3 separate regions of the Homo sapiens genome follow, and regions 1 and 2 are each linked to region 3. The links are chromatin loops, found by intact Hi-C in ENCODE. Cell type or tissue: PC-9. All regions are shown on one strand.

Region 1 (2,500 bases), 730 kb before region 3:
GGCAGCAGGGATGGAGATGAGGGGACAGTTTTGAGATATTCAGGATGTAATTTTGGCAGAACTTGAATGGTGAATTAGTTGTTGGGGCTATGGTTGAAGTTGATGTCCAGGATGGTTTCTGACATTACAAGTATCATTGCTTGAGAGATTATCTTAGAAATTATCTGATTAGAAATAGAACCATAATAAAAAAAATTCTTCAGTGCTGAAGTCTACTTTAAATTTACCGTTTTTATTTTTTATTTTTTGAGTCAAGGTCTACTCTGTTGTCTAGGCTGGACTGCAGTGGTGCACTCATGACTCACTGTAGCCTCGACCTCCCAGGCTCAAGTGATCCTCCCACCTCAGCCTCCTGAGTAGCTGGGACTACAGGTGGGCACCACCACACCCAGCTAATTTTTAAATTTTAATCTTTGTAGACACAGGGTCTCACTGTGTTGCCCAGGCCGATCTCAAACTCCTGGGCTCAAGCAATCCTCCCACTTCGGCCTCCCAAAGTGCTGGGATTATAGGCATAAGCCACTGTGCCCAGTCTAAATGTACTGTTTGTAAATGCTATTTGTGGGCAAGTGCAGTGGTGCACATCTACACACCCAGCTACTTGGGAGGCTCAGGAGAAAGGATTGCTTGATCCCAGGAGTTCAAGACCAACCTAGACAACATAGCGAGACCCCATAGCTTAAAAAAATAATAATAAAAAATAAAGCTATTTGTAAATGGTTGTTTAGAAATATATACATCAGGCTGGGCATGGTGGCTCATGCCTGCAATCCCAGCACTTTGGGAGGCTGAGGAGGGTGGATCGCCTGATGTCAGGAGTTTGAGACCAGACTGGCCAACACGGTGAAACCCTGTCTCTACTAAAAATACAAAAAAATTAGCCAGGTGTGGTGGCAGGCACCTGTAATCCCAGCTACTCAGGAGGCTGAGGCAGGAGAATCACTTGAACCCAAGAGGCAAAGGTTTCAGTAAGCCAAGATTGCGCTATTGCACTCCAGCCTTGGGCAACAAGAGCGAAACTCCATCTCAAAAAAAAGAAAAAAGAAATATATAATCAGAATAGGTAAGGAAATTCAGTGCCTTGAATATGCATAGAAGGCATTATACATAATTTTTGCAGTTAGCAGTCTTGCCTACTGCTTAGAATCAAAACGTTTGTTCTGAATTTGCTCTCAATTATAGTTTCTTCAAATGACAAGGTAACATTTTCTTCCCTTGGTAATTTGAGTGACCACTAGGTGTCACTAATAGTTAAGCAAACATTTTTAGGCCTTTTTGTTCCTTGCTTTACATTCTCAGGCTAAAGAATGTATTTAGTTCTCTTAAGAAGTCAAATATTGATAATAAACATATATTCATAGGCTGGTGATTTTCAGACTCTTTGTTTCAGGACTCCAATGGAATCTTCAAACACATTGAGGATTCCAGATACTTTGGTTTATGTGTGCTAAATCTATTGAAATTTACTAAATACCAATTCAAAGTTTTAAAATATTTATTTAAAATGAACCCATTACTTATTAATGTGAGGTGTTTTTTTTAAAACAACTATACTTTCCAAAACTAACAGTATTTAGTGAGATAAGTGCATATCTGCTTCTACATTCAGTTTGTTATTATATGTTATTTTGGCTAAAGTATCAAGAATATCCGTACTTAACTGAGAAAGCAATGGAAATACTCCTCCTGTATGTAGTTAGGAAAAGGAGGAGGATTTCAATTGCCTTCTCAGATACTCATAGATACTCCTGATACTGACAAGTAGTAGTTTCTTGAGTTTTCATGCTATTACATTAAAATCTATTGGTTTGTCTTAACTTTACATATCTCTCATCCATGCATGGTTTTATAACATTGTTCATTGGTCATGTGAAAATATTAGTTAGCTCAGTGATATAGATCTTCCAATAATTAATTTTTTTCACACTTTAAAACACTGTGGTTAAATATAAATTTGCCTTTTTAACCATTTTTAAGTGTACAATTTATTAGCATTATTTACATTCACACTGTTGTATAACCCTCACCTATATTTCCAAAACTTTTATCATCCCAAACAGAAACTGTAACCATTAAGCAACAACTACTTATTCTCTTTTTTCTCTAGCTACTGGTAACCTCTAATCTGTTTTTCCTCCAGCTACTGGTAACCTCTAACCTATTTTTTGTATTTGTGATTTTGCCCATTCTAAATATCTCATATAGGTGGAATTATACAATATTTTTCCTTCTGTGTCTGGCTTCTTTCACTTAGCAAAATGTTTTCTAGGTTCATCCATGTAAAAGCATATATCATAACTTCATTCCTTTTTATGGCTAAGTAATATTCCATTGTATGTTTACACCACATTTTATTGATGGTATTTGGGTTATTTCCTCCTTTTGGCTAACTGAATAATTGGTGTAATGAACATTGGCATACAAGTATCTAAGTTCCTATTTTCAATTTTGGAGGCATAGACCTGAAGCAGAATTGTTACTATTGTCACATAATAATCCT
Region 2 (2,500 bases), 970 kb before region 3:
ATACTATTTGACAATTGCCCCCTAAAATTGCCAATAAGTCTGTCATATAATCTTACCTAAGCTTACATATATGTACATGTATATACTAATTTACTTTTTATGTTATTCATTATAAATATGTATATATACACTTCATTTTATATATAGCATATATAAATGCTTGAATAGAAACAGGTTAAAATGCTTTTATATCTTAATGAAAAAATATACTAATGTAGTAAAGAGATGGGGATTGAACAGAGCACCTACCAAACTTTCTTTCAAGAAATATTTTGATAATCAATAACTTCCTATATAAAGTATATCTCTTTGATCTCTATTTCTAATAAGTGTTACTCATAGACAAGTTTAACAAAAAGCCTGGTATTGTTTTTCCATTACCCAAAGAAAGGAAAATCCATGACGACTCAGTCTCTGTCTAAGCAATAACTGTGCTTCAGACAGATTTATTAGAAACTCCCCCCGGATTAAATTTACATGTAATCTTGTTTGTTGATAGGTCATTTTTTGAAAGTGAAATGGAAAAAATATCAGGCAGGATATATTGCAACAGTCTCAACTGACCCCTAAATCATGACTCCTTACCAGAGGTTAAACCAGCCCAGATGACAGAACTTATTCTATTCAGCAAAGCTTGCCAGTTGCCAAGACATTAGAGAGTTAACATTAATAGCAGCTATGCCTTTGGTGTTGTCCATGATTTTGGAATACTGTAAAAATAATTATGGTTTCCGATCTCAGTAGGAATCCCAATTTCAAGTAGTCAACCATTTTAAGTGTTCTAATGCTTCCTTAGGGGATGGTTATCATAAAGCCACACTGAAAGGGATAACGTTAAGGCTAGAGGAAATACCCTAGCTAATCTTTATGACATACAGTCCCGGCCCCCATGATATCCAAAAAGCCAAATCTTTGAAGAAGTTTAAAAAGCCTATTTTGGAATGCCTACAACTGGCTCCAGAGTCTGAAGAAAAAATGTGATAATAAATTACAAAAAGAAAATCTCTTTCAGGACACTTTCAGGACAGACACTTGGTGGCACCAGAGGACCTCAATGGAACTTTGTAAAAATTTTATAGGAAATTACCCCTCAGAGCAAGGACAAACTGAACATTATATTCAATCAGCATTGGTGGTGAAATTTTACTAAAATTGCTGAGGATGTCTCTGGTGTACAGCTGTCATTAGCACTGTCTTGGTAAAACTGTTATCCTTGTAAATCCAAGCCTTAGGGTCCCTATAAACACTTTCAAATGGATTTCCTAAAATTAACCCCTAGAACAGGTTCTGAGTATGTTCATCATTGCTTCCATCTTTTCAGGATGAACTAAAACTTCTTGCCAGAGAGCTACAGTTCTGTGAGTAGAAAAACAAATTACTTGATTTTGTGTTTCCAACCTGAGGATCTATCTCCAGGGACAGGGTTACTCATTTTACTGGGACTGTCATTACAGAACTTTGCAAAACCTTGTCATTTATTTAGAAATTCATTGCCCCCATCATCCTCAAACTTGAAGAAAAGTAGAGAGGACTAATGGCACACTGTATCTGACACTCTTAAACTTCCATGACCAAGAAGGTTACCTCTAACTCATAACACCATGAAGTCCATACTCCCCTATATTCATTGGCTTTTACCATATAAACTTGTTAAGAGTTTGCCCTATGAAGTTGGCTACTTCTCCCCTGATTTTGGACATTTCTTTACTTCAGACAAATGTGGCAAAACACTCCAAGGGACTAATGTAATCTGTTTCAGAGTCTTATCACAAACAGATAACAGTTGCTTTTCTTCTATATGACCAAAAGCTCAGAGGTAATGTCTTCTAGAAATGACCTCAGAAAGAAAAAACAAATATCCTGAAACCATGTTGGAAATAATCCTACCAAGAACTGCCAGCACAGTAGCTAACCCCTGGGGAATAGATCCTTGAATTCATGTCTCCCAGATGAACAGACACTAGGTTTCACTAATACATGGAATGCCATTCCATCAAGAAATTTAAATCTAAGGAGTCTTGAGAAAGCTTCAGAAGCAGACATATTCAGAAAGAAACAGCTACCATTCAAGAGGTATGGATCAAGACAGCCTCTACCCAAGACCTACAGAGTCTGTTTTTATATGGCCTGTGAGCCAGGAATGGTTTTTATATTTTTAATGGGTTAAAAAGAAAAATAAAAAAATAACATTTCAAATCACCTGAATATTGTATAAAATATAAATCTTAGTGTCCATAACATTTTATAGGAACATAGACACACTGATTCATGTAAGTACTGTCCATGGCTGCTTTTACACTATAACAAAGTTGAATGGTTGTGACAGAGACCATACTGTCCACAAAGTCTGAAATATTTACTACGTGGCTCTTTACAAAAAAAGCTTGCTAACACCCTACCTAGATAATCAGAGCTAAAGATTGCAATGCTTTTATTTGCAGGCTTTTGTTCTTTATTTTCTGAGGTACTTTCTTTCCCCTTTCTTAATCCAGCCCCTTAA
Region 3 (2,500 bases):
GCTCAGCCATTGACCCCCTGTGTCAGCTTCAGCAGTGACTTCATTTCCCTGAGCCTATTTCTTCATTTATAAAGATGTGCCATTTTGCCTGCCCCCACAACAGTTAACTCTGGAAATCAAGCCTGCATGAAATCCCAAATATTACCTCTTCCCAGACTCAACACAATCTAATCAATTAAGAGGGGAAACTGCAGATATATTCTTCTATTCAGATCTGAGCTGTCCACTATGGTAGTTACCAATAGCCACGTGCCTATTTCAAGTTAAATTTAAATAACTAAAGTGAAATAAAGTTTAAAATTCACTTTCCCAGTTGCACTAGCCACATGTTAAAAACTCAATAGCTACATGTGTCTGATGGTCACCATAGTAAATGGCACTGATATAGAACATTTCTGCCATTTCAGAAAGTTCTATTGGACAGTGCTAAGATCATCCCAACATTAATGGCTAGTAATAACGACAGACAATAAAAAGATAAACAATAGTCTATATAAATAGATATATGTCTGAATAATAGGAACTAGGTAGACAAACAGAAGAGTACACAAAAACTAGAAATACATTGTAGATAATGCTATGAACTGAATTGTGTCCCCCGCTAAATTCATATATTGAAGCCCTAACCCCCAAAGTGATGGGATTTGGAGACAGAAACCTTAGACAGAGAATTATGTTTAAATGAGGTCATGAGGGTGGGGCCTTCATCATGGGATTAGTGCCCTTATAAGAAGAGAAAGAGACACCAGAGCTCTCTCTTTGCCATATGAGGACTCATGAAGAAGGTAGCCATCTCCAAGCCAGAAAGAGTCCTCAACAGGAACCAAATCAGCCAGCAGGTTAATCTTGGACTTCCCGGCTTCCAGAACAGTGAGAAATGAATGTCTGTTTTTTAAGCCACCCAGTCTGTGGCATTTGGTTACAGCAGCCCAAGCAGACCAATACACATAGTAAGAGTCAATGAGTTCAGCCCAGCTTCTCTTGTTCATGTGAACTGAACTTTTCATCTTGAAACCAGTTCTACAAAGAGCAGATTTTCCCTGGGTGAGTAAGATGTGGCTCTCAGCAGACAGCCACCTGCAGGCCTCTGGGAAAGGCCAGGTGCTGTGCCTGTTTATTTTTGCAATGAAAGCCTTCAATGGCTGTAGTGTCTCCTCCTCCCAAAAGGTTTCTAAATTGGATTTTTCCCTAGGTTATAATGAACAGGCTAATAAATGTCAGCCCTGGATGTGAGAGGACTAGAAAGGGGAGACCGTTTCATCCCATGTCTAAATCCATGCTGCCACCTGGTGGATCCCACTATAAGAGAAATGTGGGGATTTTGTGTTAATGACCAGAAACCTTGTTGCAAATTGCCCAGTGAACCCAAAGAGGCAAAGATGATGGTGAGCATTAGCTGTTTGTCACATCATGAGCTGAGCAGTTTACATACATATCTCAGGTAACTGGCAACAACCCCAGGCTGGGGGAATTATTGTGCGCCTTTTCCAGATGAGAAAAAGGGCCTAGAGAGTTAAGAATCTATTTTTTTTTTGAAAGAACAATTGGATGAATAAATGAGTAAACAAAGGAGTAAATGAATGCAGGCTTAGTTTATATGCATTGTTTTCAGAGTTACAGAATGTTTGTACTGGATTCAGGTAAACTCTGAAATGACAGTGATAATCCTGGCTGACTCTGTGAATGAGTAGATGGAATAATTAACATCTATTGAGTACTGGCTTTGGACTATGCATTGTTCTGAGTACTTCATACATATTAACTTACTTCAACCTTATAGCAACCTATGAAGTGGGGGTACTATATAATCTCCTCATTTTATAAATGACGAAACAAAGACACAAAGGTTAAGCAGTTTGTCCAAAGTCACACAGCTGGTGTGTGCTGGGATTTCAACCCAGGCAGTATGACCCCAGATCCAGCAATTATATACCACTTCTCAGATAAAAAGAGCTGTCTTAGGCCTGTCTCTGAATCTTGGTAAAGAACTCAAGGTACATCTTGACCCCATCCCCAAGCCTGTCATAAAGGCACTTGGCCCAGATGAGTCCCAGGATATTGCATCTAGATCATCCTTTCTTATCATTTTATGCAATTGACGTTTCCACCATAAGTCAAACCACAAGGCTGAGACTGCATTTTCCCCTCTATCCGCAGCCAGCAACGTGCTCCTTAAGCACATGGAGTGTCCACTTTGTGCAAAACCGTGTGCTCAGGATGACGATGATGACAACACAGGCCCTACCCTTAAGAAGATCGCAGTCGAGCTAGGGAGACATACTGATGGGCTATTATAATCCAGGTAGTAAGTCCCAGGAAAGGGGATGCCCAGAGTACAAAGGGAGCTCAGAGAAGGGACACATAGCCCAGACTGGGGACTGGAATCAGGGAAGGCTTCCTGGAGGAAGTGACATCCATGCTGTTGGGAGAGGAGCACTTCCCTTCAGCTTCCTTCCAAGAGCAGTACGGGAGTCCTGGCCTCTTCCTGCCTCTTTACCCG

What was found. A loop is a pair of places that touch in the nucleus more often than their neighbours do. Peaks named below come from ENCODE experiments on the same cell type or tissue, not always from the same donor. Only the 100,000 strongest peaks of a DNase experiment are listed, where the experiment ranks them.
Region 1: it touches region 3 in a loop (21-fold over the local background); 10 of 110 quality-filtered maps call a loop at or near these places.
Region 2: it touches region 3 in a loop (16-fold over the local background); 2 of 110 quality-filtered maps call a loop at or near these places.

The regions. Positions count from the first base shown.
Region 1 is chr11:32,959,533-32,962,032 of GRCh38, forward strand. All of the region lies in intron 8 of QSER1 (glutamine and serine rich 1), which reads left to right. The region is part of intron 2 of LOC105376615 (a long non-coding RNA gene); the gene reads right to left. Among named protein-coding and RNA genes, the nearest start is that of DEPDC7, 55 kb to the right of the region's middle. In PC-9, CTCF peaks have their summits at 1,239 (motif pointing right) and 1,440; a DNase peak (open chromatin) is centred at 1,239.
Region 2 is chr11:32,712,658-32,715,157 of GRCh38, forward strand. The region is part of intron 3 of CCDC73 (coiled-coil domain containing 73); the gene reads right to left. Among named protein-coding and RNA genes, the nearest start is that of CCDC73, 81 kb to the right of the region's middle. In PC-9, CTCF peaks have their summits at 1,032 (motif pointing right) and 1,231; no DNase peak of the experiment used is centred here.
Region 3 is chr11:33,686,796-33,689,295 of GRCh38, forward strand. No RefSeq gene overlaps it. Among named protein-coding and RNA genes, the nearest start is that of C11orf91, 13 kb to the right of the region's middle. In PC-9, CTCF peaks have their summits at 1,278 (motif pointing left) and 1,483; a DNase peak (open chromatin) is centred at 1,076; H3K27ac peaks cover 2,063 bases.